2 separate regions of the Homo sapiens genome follow, and region 1 is linked to region 2. The links are chromatin loops, found by intact Hi-C in ENCODE. Cell type or tissue: heart right ventricle. All regions are shown on one strand. Each heading gives the region's core, and the rest is flanking DNA. Links, peaks and the distances in the headings are about the cores only. Region 1 has its middle 9.9 kb from the start of LINC01163. Region 2 has its middle 130 kb from the start of LINC01163.

What was found. A loop is a pair of places that touch in the nucleus more often than their neighbours do. Peaks named below come from ENCODE experiments on the same cell type or tissue, not always from the same donor. Only the 100,000 strongest peaks of a DNase experiment are listed, where the experiment ranks them.
Region 1: a loop joins it to region 2, with 2.4 times the contacts of the local background. A loop is called at or near these places in 10 of 110 quality-filtered maps.

The regions. Positions count from the first base shown.
Region 1 is chr10:128,271,867-128,280,205 of GRCh38, reverse strand. No RefSeq gene overlaps it. Among named protein-coding and RNA genes, the nearest start is that of LINC01163, 9.9 kb to the left of the region's middle. In heart right ventricle, for the core only: no CTCF peak of the experiment used is centred there; a DNase peak (open chromatin) is centred at 5,044; H3K27me3 peaks cover 4,966 bases.
Region 2 is chr10:128,410,601-128,418,939 of GRCh38, reverse strand. No RefSeq gene overlaps it. Among named protein-coding and RNA genes, the nearest start is that of LINC01163, 130 kb to the right of the region's middle. In heart right ventricle, for the core only: no CTCF peak of the experiment used is centred there; no DNase peak of the experiment used is centred there; H3K27me3 peaks cover 271 bases.

The DNA of each region.
Region 1 (8,339 bases), core at 255-8,254, 140 kb after region 2:
ATTGATCACAGAAATAGCAATTCACATGAGCTTTGGCATAAAAGTGAACAACTAAGGTGAAAATGATTTTTTAAATGTGAACTAAGGTGAAAATAATTTTTTATTGGGTGCCAAGCAATTTCAACCACAGATCTCCTGGAAAAGTCCAATATAAATACACTAAATAATAAAAAGCCAAGCAAACATTCGCGAAGGTTTCAGTGTTTTCTCTGTTAGGCACGAATTTGCTCAGGACGACAGGATGGTGTGATGCGTCTTCCATGGTCATACGCGGTCCCACAAACCTTTGCTGAGTGAGTGACTGAGTCTCCACAATGGCTGCCTTCCCGGTACAGCATGGATCAAGTGTGTCCAGCAGAAAGGCAGCCCCACACAAGGTGGGTGGGCAGGTGCCACCACGGTCACTTGCTCCGAGGCATCCTCCTTCATCTAAGGTCACAGTCACTGTGTGGTCACCACCCTGAAGACGCCGACATGCACTGGCATTTCTTTACAGAATTGTCCTGCACCCAGCCTACAGCAGACAAGCCCAGGGGCAATGATACAAGGGACAGGTGAGTGTCGAAGGTTCTAGAAAGGCTTCGGAAACATTCGCCTCTAAGGCTGCCCAGGGAACCACCTGGCAAACGGCTCACTGTTCTCCAGTTATCCCAGACCCTGGCCCTCAGCATTTGGCACAGCGACTCCTTAGCTGGAGTGCTTTTCTCCCCAGCTTGCCTTCCAGTAAAGTCCTATTCAGTCTTCAAGGAGAGAAGAGGAAAGGGAGGGACAGAGAAAGGTAACAGTGCTTTTCTCATAGTAGATGCTCAATAAACACTGCTGAACTGAAAGAAAAACTAAATTAGTCCCTTATGACAGAGCCTCCTTGTTCCTCAGTTATATGCAATTCTTATTTGTCTATGTATCTGAGTTTTTATCTTAAATTTTTAAATCTTTATTTTATTTTATTTTATTTTTTTGAGACGGAGTCTCGCTCCGTCTCCCAGGCTGGAGTGCAGTGGCACCGTCTCAGCTCACTGTAAGCTCTGCCTCCCGGATTCACGCCATTCTCCTGCCTGAGCCTCCCGAGTAGCTTTATTAGAAGAAAAATATTCATAAAATTCAGTTATTTTAGAGTAATTTTTTGCTTTTTTTACCTTTTTATTAGAAACTCATTTTTTGTTAATATATTTTTATTTTGGTATTGATTATATTTGTGAGTATTTTCTCTAGGAGAAAGCTATATTAAGAAATGAAAACATTTTAGACTTCCCTGCCTCTGGCCCCAACTACCCAGAAAAAGATCAGACACAAACATCTAGGCTTAAAACTCTAAAAAAGTGGACAATCAAATCTTACATGCAGGAGACCAGAGGAGTTCGTTACTTCATCTGGACCAGGAGCCGGAGAAGAGGGTCCAAGCTTGGGCAACTAGTTACCGAGGAAAGAGGCAAGTCTCGCCCCACCCCCAAGGGTGGAAACCAGCCGGGATGAGCAGCAGCATCGTGGTGGGAGGGTCTTGGGGGCAGGGGCAGTTCCACATGAGGTCTGGTGCCCCCCAAAGAGTGCACAGCTGCAGATGACCAGTCCTTGCCAGGGGCAGGAGAGAGCCCAGATGACCAGCGCTGACACGTGGTAGCCTGGGAAGGGGAACAGGCTCCAGAGTGGGCTAAGCCCCGCTGAGCCTCATGCTGACAAGCCTGTGACCCGTCCCCTTCTCAGGAGTGTCTGCACAAGACTCTTTGTGCTGAAAGAAAAAGGTGATGGCCGAGAGAACTTAGCAGAGAGTGCTAGGTGCCAAATGCCATCACTTTCTGAGCCCCCTGCAGCAGGCAACACTGTTTTCCCTCTTAAAACTCCTTGTATTTTTTCCTTTGGTGTGCCTATCACAACTGGTCATTAATTATGCAATCATTCATTTATTTTATATTCTATCTTTCTCAATCTATTATAAATTCTGAGGGGGCAGAGGACTTGTCTGCTTTATTTTCCTGGCTTTGCACATAGTAGGTTCAGGAAATATTTATTGAATAAAGATACACATCTCCACATTAACTGGTGTGTCACTCAGCTTCCAGAGCTGCAGAGTTGTGCTAGGAAGCCCCAGAGAGGCAATGACAATATCAAGGTTGGGGCAATGCCTCTGCCATCCCAGGGATATGACTCAAATGGAGCGAATCCTTCCCTCTCACGATGCAAACAATTTCAGCAGATTCTCAAGATATAATTTTCCAAACACAAATTAGTATTGCTGTAGACATTGACTCCACAGTTTCTCACACAGATCACTTGACTCTGAAGGATTTCACAAATGAAGAAACTCACAAAGGAAGGAGTTGAAGTAAGTGGCAAAATCCTGCGGGAAAGGTGTTCAGAGACCACTCCCCAGTGGGGTGACAGCGGGCTGCCATCAACAGTGTGGGCCCTCTGGGCTGGAGAGAATTACCCTGACTGCCCGGAATAGTTAGGCCACCACAAATCTCTGCTCATACACAACAGGAATCTGCATAAACAATATATAGACAGCCGCAAACACTGAAATTAAAGAACTGTTTCTTTCTAACAATTTGGTCTGCAGCTCTGACAATTATCTGGGGATAAATCAATTTGCGGCAGCTGTAGACAGCCATTTCCGTGTGAGTCCTGCTCAGCTTAACTGGAGAAGCGTGTTAAAAGTTAAAGGACCTTCATCACATAAAGAACATGAATTTTTCTAACCATAAATTTATTTCACTGAATTCCTGAGCTATAAAGTCACCTTACACTCTTCCTTGTAAATCAGAGGAGGTGTACCCACTTCCTGATGTTTGCCAATTTGCTATTTTTCCTGTAATTAGGAAAAAATGCAATTCGCTAGAGTTACAAGCCCCAACGAGAGTACTGAATTGAGTTGTTTAATATCTGCCTTGACTCAATGCTTTATAAAGAATGGCTCTATAGGGGAGTAAAAGGGCAAAAAGAAATTATTATCTAACACAGGATGATAGGACTGGACGTCAAGCATGATCGTAGTTTTCATCGGCTTGGCTTTGGTCATGCCACATAAATGGATAGTGCCATCAATTTATGGCACCTAGTGGTGGAATAATACAGGGCTGGAAAAATGAAAGCTAATAAAAAATAAAAATTAAAGGTGCCGGGAAGATCTGTCTGCTGTCAGGTATGTGGAAAGAACTCAGATAGGACTATAAGTCAGGCAGATGCCCAGGGTATCAAAACTGATCTCTTTCAGAAGCACAGCCTACTAAACCTTCATAGGCTTGTTTGGTAGAAATTATGAAACAAACAGAACTGACAATAGGAGCAGTTTCCTCAATCTCTAATGGTAACTAGAAAAAGGATCACTTTACTTATGTTCATGTGTAAAATGAAAGTGATTTTTATACATCAGATCTTCTTTTTCGTCTTCCAGAATACATCCTAAATTCTGTTTTGTGGCATATATTGATTTCAATCTTGGGAAGCATTTTTCAGTAAAAATCAGCTGTCTACATAAGGCATTATTACATACTGTGTAAACAGGAGCATGTTATTTCATACTTTGATTACCAATACAGATGCTACTTTATGGAAATTATTTCCATTGTTTTTTGAAAAACATATTGATATCCATAATTAAAATAAATATAAATGAAAAAGATAAAATCAATAAGTGCTTATGTGGCCAAAATAAACCTTCAGCAACGTTTGGTACATGGTAGGTGCTCAATAAGTATTGGAAGGATTACCTTTAAATGAATTGAATCTCAGACTTTTTAAAAAAGGGATGTAATTTTATTTTTAAAAATGGAAAATGCTCCTATTCCCATTCATCTTTGAAAAGCAAAAACAAAAAGCCCCAAAATCCTCAATTATAATCAAGACATAGCAAAAAAGTACACAGGAAAAAAAAGTGCCATTTTGTGGCAAATGAAGCATCCCTGTTATGGGATGTGTTACCCTTCCTCTCGCTCCCCAACTCCGATTTCAGTTCCCCAATAATTTTAAAGGTGAACAAAATGGACCTTTGTATGTAATCATCCTAATGACCCTGGCCTTCATATTTAAAATGTCATTCAGAGATAGTTTCGGGTTGGCAGCTGCTGATGGAAAAGCGTAATAAATAATCCTACTTCCATTTGCACACAAGCCCTGCATGCAGAATCTGCTCGAAGTGCATTTCCAGCAGAACACCTTGGGACCCACTATTGGAATGCCACCCCATTCGACGCCAGGCACCCGCTCATCAGCTTCCAGGAGGGAGTGAAGAGCAGCTAGCCCAATTGGAGCTACCAGGGAATTTAGGAAGACAGAATGTAATTACCTGAACTGGAAGCCGGCCAAGGCACTGGGGCTGTTCAAAAAAAAAAAAAAGTCAAGGAAAAAAATACCCTTAATTCTCCTAGCTGATAACAAAAGCCAAATGTGGGCTTTCTTTCTGTTTATGACTCGGCACCATGGGGTGTTTAAATCATCACCAAACAATAAATAAAAATAAAACTTCAAATTTCTAGCAGGCCCCTTCCAGGACACACACCACTGCTCACTGCAGACTCCTTTGTCCATGTGTGGAGTGGGTGCCGTGGCGGCCGATGGCAGGTTCATTTCCTTTCCCTTTCTCGCTCAGAGCTCGACAGCGGGTTCTGCCCACTGGCCGACCATGTCACTCTCTCCAAAAAGCAGAAACCTTATCAGACGCCACCGGGCGGAGGTCAGATATTGTTTCAACCATTTGCAGAGCTCATTTTTTTTCCTTTGAAAACTGGGCTTCATTCTGATGTAATGAAGTGAATAAAATAATAATAATGCACCAGGGATATAAAATTTTATAGAGACCTTTTGCGGGGAAGCCTTGTGGTTTTTGTTTTGTGTTTTTTTTTCCAAGAGGAAAGACATGGGGAAAGGAGGATGGAGAGAGAGAAATTTGCCTCAGAAGGACTGGAGGTCGTCTACATGCTGAAAATATTAATCAGTTGGCTACAGAACCCACTGGAGAGGACGTGGCGCCAATAACGTCCGCAAGCGTGCGAGGATGGTTTCCTCAGGAAGATCTGTCATGCTCTTAACTTCATAAAAAGCAGAGGCGCTGTTGCGGCTGATTCAGAAGACTTGCACAGCTCTTGGCTTCCCTCCCTGCCAGAGCACAGTCAACTGCTAATGACCCGCTCCTCTCATAATTGCACAAGTTGTCAACATGAAAATTCCAGTTAAGCTTATGGCTTGTGGTTTTCCCTGGAAGGGAAAACAAAGGAGTCCAACATGACACCTCAAACTTTTGGGGGGAAATACATGGCCCAGTAGACCAGAGTTATCCTAGTAAAACCTATTACACAAAGAAGTCCAGTCTACTAATTCATTTTTAAACTGGAAAGGCCATTTCTTTTACATCCTGAAAACAGTAGACTCCAATAAAACTAAAGTGGAAAATTTACTATTTCATCTGATTACCTACATTTCCATAATGTTGAAAATCTCAATCATTTCAGAAATAGTTTTTTTTTTTTTTGCTTTTTTCTCGGCAACCTATCTGCACATTACTTTTAAAGAGAAAAAAATATGATGTCCATAAATTCTAAGTGTGAAACAAATGGGGGATGGGGAAGGAACAAAAGCAGAAAAACTAGGAGCTGTCTAAGGCATCCCTGTGAATGCACGCTTTGGCTTATTTCCAATGCAAGGAATGCCCATAATAACTAGATTAACCCCCCAATCCTCATTGTTCAATTTTGCACAACTATAATTATTTCTATGATCCTTGATTGGATTAGTTTAGAATTTTAAAGCAAAATGCCTTTACTAATATGTTTCTATTTCTACAAATCTATGTTTAGTAAAACAGGAAAAAGCAGGTTTCACTCTCAGCTTAGAGTCTGACTGCTTACTTGTTTAGGGGGTGTGATATTTTGGTAAGCTTTGGTGAACTCTTGCTGTTGCTGAGTGAACACAGTTGAGATCCACTGGGAAGGGAATGGTGACCTCTTTCACGGGTTGTACAGGCAAAGTGGGGATCAGAGGAAAGAAGCCTCTGAATTTTTTCTGATTCGTCTGAAGAGCTGCTGCTTCCTGGACTCTGCCACCCTCCTTCGGACTTGAATCTTTAGGAAATGGAACACTCACACCCACAGCCATGACATTTGTTTTCCAATTGGTATATAAAGTACCTAGCCCAGCACAGCCACTGATAGCACTGGCTTCTTCTTGCCTTTGCCCCTCCGGGGTGTGTTTTTGGTGTTTTGGGGTATGTCTTCTTTTCCAGACATAAGAGCCCCAAACATGGGTGACCCCAATGACACAGACCTCTCCCCACTTGTGTGAAATGAGCAGCAAATGAATCTAACAGACACCCCAATCCACGCCAACTCCCATAAAATCAGGGTGTGAAGCATGGGGGAGAGAGGGATTCTTATTAATAATTCATTCTGAGCAACCCCCTGGAGCAGTTTCACTATGATATGCTATGCAGAATGCTTCAACACACTAATTAATATTTTCAAAGTGTTCCATGGGCCCCTTTTAAAAGCATTTTTGCCATCCATTGAATGTTCTGCATTATAAGTAAAAGATCAATGCTGTCCCCCAATCCTATTCGTGTGCTGTCTAACTAAAATAGGACATTTGGAGTCAACATAATTTTTTTTTCTCCTTTTAATATCCTTCCTCAAGTGTTGGGCTGGAAACCGGCTTCTCTTCTGAGACCAGCTGTTCTTCCCAATGGTAGCAGAAAGACACAGGCCAGGGAGTCATCCACGTGAACTGCCCTGAGCATGGCGTCGCCCCTGCCTCTTATCGCTCAGCCTAATGCCAGGGACAAAGACTTGAAGGAGAGGGTCAGGTTCCTTCCAAGGCAAGTGTCCCCAGGAGTGGTGGCAGGAAGATCACTCAGAAAGGGGCCTTAGCCCAGAGCTCCACGGGGCCTCGGCTCTACCTTGCAGCTGAGCTTCTGATGGACAGACAAACACAAGCAGGAGACCCGGGGTAGCCCCAGCACTCCCGGGAGCTGACCACTGTTCAGAGACAAGACCTCCCCTGCGCAAGACCATCAGGGATGGAGGCTGCATCCAGACTCTCCTGGAGCTCCTGCCCCTCAGTATAGTTTAGGGTATGAAGGCTCATCTGCTTGCTTGAGGACCAGACTGGCCAATTGTTACCTTTCACGGGCAGAAGCTGCCATGATCTCTCCAAATGATACCTCAGCTTCACTGACTCTGGCCACACAGCCAGCAGAGGTGGTTAGAAGTTTAGAACCCCAAAGGCTTGTCCCCTCAGAGGGCAGCAGACGGTCACTCTCCATGTGCTGATCTCAATGATTCTTCCTAAATGTTACCTGGAAACTATTTCTCAATTCAAATCAATGGTGCCTATTGATCCTGGCAATTTAAAGAATAGGAAAGGAGTAACTTTTGCCCTTTACTCTCTTGCACTCAAGAAAGTGATTTAGAGAGTCGAATAGGTCCACTTGGAAATAACCACTGGACAACGTAAAGAATGATCCCACCCAGGAGGCCTGCAGCGTGGTCCCTGAGGGCTCTCGGGGACCCATGAACAGGTTCCCTTCCCTCCCTTCCCAGGCCCGGGGGCCACGCTGCCCTCTGCCAGCTGAAGGGCAGAGCCCCCAGGGAGCACAGTGTCATTGGGATTATTTTCTCATGGACGTGGAATCCATGTAACATAATATTAACCATGTTAAAGTGTGCGGCTCAGTGGCACTGCTTACATTCTCAATGTTGTGCAACTGTCACTCCAAACATTGTCATCACCCCTGAGTAAAACGCTGGGCGCAGGAAGCTGACCCTTTCCCGTCCCTACAACCCTTGACAACTATTCATCCGCTCTCGGTCTCTATGGATTTGCCTATTTTGGATGTTTCATATAAATGGAGTCATACAATTTGCAGCCTTTTGTGTCTGACTTCTTTCACTTAGCACAATGTTTCAGAGGTTCATCCATATTGCAGCACGTACGAGTGCTTTATTCCTTTTTACAGCCGAATAATATTCCATTGTATGAATATACTGTTTTTTGTTATCCATTTATCTGTTGATAAACATTTGGGTTGTTTCCACCTTTTGGCTATTGTGAATAGTTCTCCTGTGGACATTTGTGTACAAATATCTGTTTTATTTTTAATTATTTGAGGGCATATACCTAGCAGTGGAATTGCTAGGTCATATGGTCATCCTATGTTTAACTTTGTGAGGAGTTGCTGGAGATTCTGAGGTAGCTCTGCTCTGTGAACAAGTGCTCCTCTGGGCAGATGGGGCTTGCCAGGGGCAGTGAGGAGAGGTGAAAGACTCTGTGTTGCTTATATGCCATTGAGAGGTTTATAGGTGATTCTCTCAAAGAAGTGAGTCCCCCAGATACACATGTAACTCCCAACCGCA
Region 2 (8,339 bases), core at 248-8,247:
CTGATTCCTTTTACAACCCAGAATGCCTACTCCCTTCTGAAACCCCCATTCGTTCTGGACTTGTCACCTTGATCGTCCTTCTTACAGTGGATATTTTCAACATTGTTGCGCTGCCACCCTATGAACCTCATCTACACGTTGATGCTGAGGCCGGCATGGCAATTCCATTTTTTCTTAGCGGCACTAAGCAATCATCATTTATCTTAAAAATTGGCACATTCCTCCAAATACATTCATGAGATGGTGGAGTGTCTGCTCCAATGAGAGTCGGAATCTTAAAGAAAGCATCTCCACCTACTTCTCCACATTCTAAAGCTAGTATGAAAAAAAGATAGGGTTGAAGTGTTCTTTAGAAGCAGAGATTTGGAGAAAACAGACATTGAAATGCATGAGGTGAAATATATCCAAAAATATAAGCTCAAAATTTCATTCGGTAACGAAACAAATACCAAGTAGAGGGAAAAATTCTAATCGCATACATAGAGATCAAGAACATATTGCATTTCTATGTAAAACAAACTGATTTCTCAGAACTCAGAAAGAAATTAGAATTATTCATTCATAACTTCATAGATGAGGTTTTGCCTCTAACATCCCACTAATCCCCATTTTCATCACAACTGGAAAGGAAGAAGTAGTCAAGCTTTTTACTTTGGGGACATTCGAGCTCCTCAGAGAAAGGCTTCAGCCTTTTTTTTTTTAAGGTATGTCATCAATAATTCTGGACTGAGTTATGCTGCCTGGTTTCCATCAGAGAAGCAGTAGAATCAGGATCTGCCTGTACTCTCACAGCCCACAGCTCTGTGCGCACAGCGTTGGCTATGTGTGCACACAGGGCTGTGTGTGCACACAAGGCTTCATGCACACAGGGTTCCTAGTACACAGGGCTCTGCTTTCTCTTTGCCAGTGACCAAGGACATTCACAGCTAAATGTCAGCTGTTGATTAATTAACTTCCCAGCCTCTGCAGGCAGACATTTGCTCCAAGATGAGGAGAACCTTAAGTACCTTTTCTGATCTTCAAGCAGTGAGGGTCTGTTTATCATCACTGCCTGGAAAATTCCACTCTCTGCAGGCGGCACTGGCTGTGTAAAGCCATGGCCCATTTGTGGGGCCATCAACTATCACAGAGGCCATCAGCTCTCTTGTCCACTGAAAAGCATCAGGAATGTTCACCCTGGATGCTAACAGCCAGCCCGACCAAGTGGGACAAGGAGGAGTCACTCACCTGCACCCAGAAAACACGGTCATCTTGAGATCTCAACCCTGGAACAACGGTAAACCAACCATGGCTTGCCTAGACATTTTTATGCTTCACTTAAGCTTCTGATTCAAGTGTAAATCAGCAAAGACAGTGTGTATGTGTGTGTGTGTGTGCACGCATACACAAGTATATGTGTATATGTATGCACATACTTCTCCACATTCTCACTTAATGATGGGGACACATTCTGAGAAATACGTTGCTAGGTGATTGCATCTTTTTGTGAACATCTCAGAGTGAAGTTACACAAACCTAGATGGCATTGCCTACTACATACCTAGGCCATATGGTATAGTCTATTGCTTCAGACTACATACCTGTACAATGTGTTACTGTATTGAACACTGTAGGCAATTGTAACACAATGGTAAGTATTTGTGTATCTAAACCTAGAAAAGGTAAATGGTAGAAAAGAAAAAATGGTGCACCTGTGTAGGGCACTTACCATGAACGGAGCCTGCAGGACTGGAAGTTGCTCTGGGTGAGTCAGTGAGTGAGTGGTGAGTGAACGTGAAGGCCTAGGACATGACTGTAAACTATTTTAGACTTTATAAACACTGCACTATTAAGCCACACTTAATTTATTTGAAAGAATTCTTTCATTAATAATAAACTCACCTTAGCTTACTGTAAGCTTTTATACCTTATAAACTTTTTAATTTTTTGACTCTTTTGTTATAACACTTAGCTTAAAACACAAACACATCATACAGCTATACAAAAATATTTTCTTTCTTTATAGCCTTATTCTAAAAGCTTTTTTCTATTCTTATTTTATTTTATTTTTACTTTTTAAACTTTTTTGTTAAAAACTAAGACACAGACACACACATTAGCCTAGGCCTACACGGGGTCAGGATCATCAATATCCCTGTCTTCCACCTCCACGTCCTGTCCCACTGGAAGTTCTTGAGGGGCAATAAGAGACATGGAGCTGCAAACCCGTCACAGAAGACTTTGATAACAATGGCCTCTTCTGGAACACCTGAAGTACCTGCCTGAGGCTGCTTCACAGTTAACTTTTCTTTTAATAAATAGGAGTACACTCTAAAATAACAACAAAAAGTATAGTATAGTAAATGCATAAACCAGTAACATAGTCGTTTATCATCATTATCAAGGATTAGGTACTGGACATCATTTGTGCTGCACTTTTACCTGACTGGCAGTGCAGCGGGTTTGTTTACACCAGCATTGCCACAAACACATGACCAATGTGTTGTGCTGTGTTCTGATGACCATGACGTTGCTAGGTGATAGGAATTTTTCAGCTCCATTTTAATCTTATGAGACCTACCACAGTACATGTGGTCAGTGGTTCGCCAAAACATCGTCATTCAGAACATGGCTGTATGCCATTAAGGAGAGGTGGCTGGAGACAACTCCATCTGGCCGCCAGTTTTGGCCTAGACTCTCACAGCCTGGAAGAGTTGGGGGCAGGATGAGTGGATGGGAAATTCTGAGGGAAGGTGGCTCCTTTCCTCAGGTGCTTCTTTTGAAATGTCCTCTAAAATTCAACTGGCAAGGCAGATTTCTCCCACTCCTCGGATGAAATGCATGGATGGTTTTAAATCTTGGACTGTGTCTAACTCAGGTACAAAGAGCAAGCTCCTGAGATGGACAGCATCGACTCTGTGTGCACTGCTCTTTGTAAATATCCTGAAGACACCGACATGTCGTGTTTTCGTGATTCCCTATTCCAGCTGTCCTTGGTGATCCGAGTTGGGGAGGGAAGGTCCCCACCCAGCTCTTATGGGTGAAAAGTTTCAAATAGTTCTAATGAAGAATGCTGGTTTAGGATAGAATATCCTTCATAGATACAAACTATTTTGCAGTGCTAAGTACAAGAACTGACTTTTTAAAAAGTGCCAGCCCAGTCCCTGCTCAAAACGATTTCCTAGTTTTCCCAAGTTCCGTACAGTATCTCCATTAAGACTTCTTAACCTGTTTAAGTAGACAAATTAAGTCATGGGGATGGCAGGGACCCCTTAAATGCAGATTCCGGTAGAATTGTTCCAGGGTGTCTGGGGATCCTATGCTTCCTGCCAGCTCTCAAGTGACCACACTGCACCACCCTTAGAGGAGAGAGGGTCCTTCAGGCCCCTCCTGCTCCTCTAGGCTCGTCTGCCTTGAACTCCAGGCCCTAACTGGGCAAACTCCCTTTCGGTGGACTGTGGGTGGAATTGGGTCCATGAAGTAATGTTGGAGTCCTAACCCCCAAGACCTGTGAATGTGACCTTATTTGCATTTCTTGCAGATGATCAAGTTAAGATGAGGCCACTAGAATGAGCTCTAATTCAATATAACTAGTGTCCTTATTATAAGAGGACATTTGGCCACAAAGATAACATGCATAGAGGGAAGATGATGGCAAGACACAGGGTGACAGCATGTACAAGCCAAGGATCGGACGCCTGAGGCTGTGAGAAGCCAGAAGATGGGCTTGGAATAGATCTAGATTTAAAACCATCCACGCATTCCAGCTACTCCTTCAGGGTGCTCAGAAGGGACTAACTCTGCAGACTCCTTGATCTTGGACTTCTGGCCTCTGTGAGACAAACAATTTGTGTTGTTGAAGCCCCCATCTGTGGCACTTTGTTACGGCAGCTGGAGCTGACTAATACGAGGCCTTGGATACACCACGTTGGCTCCGTCCTTTGCAGGAGGCCCTCTCCTGTGCCTTCAAAGCCCCACAAGTAATTATCAGGTGATTAGACTTAGGAAACTGAACAGAAAACAAACAATGGCCAAACCATCTATAAAAATAGAACTCTAACCCTCAACCTCTGTAGCAGTTGGCCGCAAACGCTAAAGACTTTGTTGATATCTGTCAATTTCCTTTATTTTTACTCCTGTTTCCAACTCAGGACCAGCCAGGGAAAGCCAAATGTGCTCCCCAAATGGATCTTCTTCTAATGAGTGCCCTTCAGCTCTCCGAGGCTAACAGCCCACACCCAGGGTGCCCCTGGAGCCTCCGTTTCCATCACAAAGCTTCCCCACTCCTCCGCCTGCCTTGGAGTCTCTGCCAGACACAAGTGACAGTGGCCAACCCCCTTGCCATAGCTCTGAGCTCTGAATAAACAGCCCCTGTTAGTTCTCCTACATGTGGTCTTTCTCCCTTCCTTCAGCCTCTCTGTCATACTATGTCACAAGCTCCACCAAGGGATAGCTCACTGCTGGGCATGTTACAGGTCTCAGGAAATATTTTTTGGATGGTAAAAATGTGAAGGAATGCTGTCATGGCGACAGATCAATATTTGTTGAATGAGTGAATGGATTTTGCACAACTTGTCTACCTGGGAGAAGAAACTATGGAAGAAAAAGAAACACTCCCATGAATCGTATCACCAAGGTTTGACTGCATTCGGTAACTCCACGCTTTGGTCAAACTGGGGGAAATGGCCAGATTGTGAGTTTCCCCTTTCCAATACAATGTGCGTTATTCTTTCAGCCTTATTTATTGTGGTATTTTTCAAATTATAATAAATTTGCTTTCTTCTGAATATTCAGATGCTTCAAAAGGTACCCAAAGGATGCAATTAGCCCCAGGGGAAATATGCTATTATGTGCACATATCATGTTTTGCATAGGCTTTCCATCATCTACATAATTTATATGCTTCTGCATAATTTTGCCTCTTTTTATGTTTTCTATGTGTTTGTGAGATAATCTAGAAGTTTTTTTCCTACCATCAGAAACACAGAGAGAACTCAAGTCAGTGTTGTTCCTTCACCCACTCTGCTTGACTTCCATTGAAGCCCCTTACGGGAACCTCAGGGGACAGTTGCTTTTCATAGGCACCAACATCAAGGCATGAAAAAGTAGAAGGTTCAGGGAGCTTTCAGGAATGAAACAGAACCTTGTCCATTTTCATATTCTTCTGGGTATTCACTGGGGTCTCTGATGAACGGTGCTAGCATTTTAAAGCTCTTTAAACTGTTTATAATCCTCACTTTGGTTTTGAAATAGAAAAATAATGCCGAAATTAATGGCTTTTTAAAGCTTCTGATGTGAGTTGGTTGCATACAAATTTCCCTAAAACCGAGAAAGTCCATCATCTGGGGAACAGGTGAGTTGTGTATAACTATGGTTGGACTTTCATTGATTTTTCTCTCTCAACAGCCTTTTCTATTTTCCATATTTTTAATTTCTGTCTCTCTTGTGCTTCCCTTCTTGCTCAAATCTCCTTAGAGTGCAGTTGTCAGATACAGAACAGAGTTGCCTCTGCTGAGCAGTGACCCTGCTTAGAGATCGCAGACTCAGGTCTGACTGGCCTTAGTCAACAGGCCGGCCTTCTGGTCAGCCTTGTCAGACTCAACATGATGCACCTCCCAAACAATCATTTCAATCTCCTCTTTCATGAAGAAATAGTGATATAAATTTAACACTGCTAATGGCTTTCTTTAGCATTGTAGGGAAGGTGAATCACAGACATTAGTAGGGAAGGTGAATCACAGACATTTTTAGAAATGACCCCATTGACTACCTCATTTTCATAGATGGAGAAACTGAGCTTAAGAGAGGTACAGTAACTCCCACTCCCAAGCTAAGCAGTGGAGGAGAGTGTCCAAGTTCACATAAGTCCTGGTGTTACTGGGTGGAGGGTGTCCAGGTTCTTGGCGTTTTGAATAAAGAATTGGACAAAACACACAAACAAAGCAAGGAAAGAATGAAGCAACAAGAGCAGAGACTTATTGAAAACAAAATCACACTCCAAAGGGTGGGAGTGAGCTGAGCAAGTGGCTCAAGGGCCTACTTACAGAATTTTCTGGGTTTAAATACCCTCTAGAGGTTTCCATTGGTTACTTGGTGTATGCCCATGTAAATGAAGAGGCTAAAGTTAAATTACAAAGTTACTTACTTCGTTTACACCCTATGTAAATGAAGAGGAGCAAGTAAAGGTACAAAGTAATTTATTCCGCGTATGCCCTATGTAAAGAGGGTATTTCTCTCATAGCTGAGGTGTTTCCATTTGATTTAGTTCTGGGAAGTCTTTAGGTTCCCTGCCTCTGGGCCCTATTCCCCTGCCTCACTTGCACCTTCTGCCTGTCAGTCTAGAACTATTTGCAGGGAAAAGCCAGGGAGGGTGGGTTTCAGCAATCCATGCACAGCAGGGATAGTGACACACACTTTGAGAAAGCAGCCAGTCAAGGAAAGGGATGCTACCCTTGGGGACCAGGGCTAAACTAACTGACCACATTTGCTGAGGCCTCTTCCAAGTGTCAAGAACATTATTCAGTAGCTTACTGCTCCCCAGTCTAGGTCATGGGACCTTCTGAGCAGTACAACATAACCGTAGGAACCACCAAATCCCCCCACCATCCTCATCTATCTACATAATCACTGCAAAGACAAAGGCACCCAGCAACCACCCCACGGAGGCCAAACAGACAGCACCAGAAAAACAGGATGGTTCTGCAGAAAGACTCTAGGGCATATTCTTTTTCAAACATTTTTAGCAAATAAAAAGATTTTCTAATAGAGCACAATGAATAATTATGTATTGAAAGCAATGATCCCTGGGTTAACAGAAATGTTGATTCAAAACCTCCACTTTCTATAGCAAACACGGCAACATCCATGAAGGGCAAGACAAACCCTCACAGAAGTGACAGATGTAAAGCATCTACAGTAAATGGAAAATGTTGCCTCCTTGTCCCAACACAAAGCATTGCCAAAAGAGAGGGCAAGGGAGGAATAACACACCATTTCCATTGTCATTGATGATATCATGCATCTGACAGTCCCACCAGAAACAAGGCAGATGGGAAGGCAATCAACCTTGATTCTGTAGAATGTGTGACCTTTGTCTTAAAACATTCCATGCACCAGTGCATCAGCATTCCATGCTGTTTCCACTGGGAATCATGCGTGCCACCCACCACCACTCCTCTGCTCCTCCTCTTTCTGGGTGTGGCCTTTTAGCTTCAGCTGTCCTTCCCTCTTCCCCTCCCTTTTCTGCCTTTTCTGACTGCTCTGTTCCTCTTCTGTTCTCCCAACATGAGACTTTCATTCTAATAGTCTCCTTATCCTATAAATTACAAAATATTTCAGACGTTTTCTGGTTTTAGTACCTAGATCAACTACCCCCTTTTAGAAAGAGTGAAGTGAGACCCAGAGAAAGGAAGAGACAAAGGGCTAGTGGAGGAAAAGGCAGGACAGGAACCACAATCCCCTAACTTCCTGTCCACAGTTACTTCCTCTCTACAGCTCTGTTAGAAATCTTCCCAAGTTACCATCTTTGGTAACAATGGAGATGGTGACTGCATGCACTTAAGTTTAATAAAATAGCAAAATATTTGAGGAAAAGGGTGATTTCAGCTCCATTGTTTACTTATCTCACCAAAACACCACCAAAAGTCCTAAAGGGAACTAACAATGAAAGGTGTGTGTGATGCCCCACCCCCCGCATACCCCTTGCAGTGGCCAGGTGGGAGCAGAACCTGCAGGTGACACCAGGCACATCCAGGGAACATCCACTGGAAGACACCGTTCCTCTCGCAATCAAAATTTTGGGAAAATGCCTTCCAGTGGAAGGACCCATGGTTTGTTCAACAGCATCTCAAAGCAAAAATACATCAGAGAAGAGAACTCCTAACTGAAGCTACGGACTGATTATAGTGTCCTGGAAGGAATTCTGTTTCCATCAAGAATCCCCACACTTTAAATACTATGATGTATAATAATAATAATAATAAAATAATCCATACCTTGTCCCAGCAGCAAAGGCCATGATGGAGAGCAGAAAGCTGGGTATTAAAGCTTATCCCATTGTGTAGTAGCTCTCATGAGCTGTTGAACTGTACAACTAAATTATGTAATTAGTTATTTAATATGTGTTTGTTCTACCGTCATCTAAGCTCCATGCAGGCAAGAGCCATCATTGCCTTATTTTTAAGCTCAGCACACAGTGGTGGGTACTGTGCAGAGAAGGTGCTAGATCACTGCTAGAAAAGGGGATAATTGACAGATTACTGGGGGAAGGAAATTATTGAGAAAGGAATCCACCTGTTGGAATTGGCCAGCACTCCCCCCCCACCCCTTGAGGTGGAAGCAGCTCGCCTCTTAGAACACAC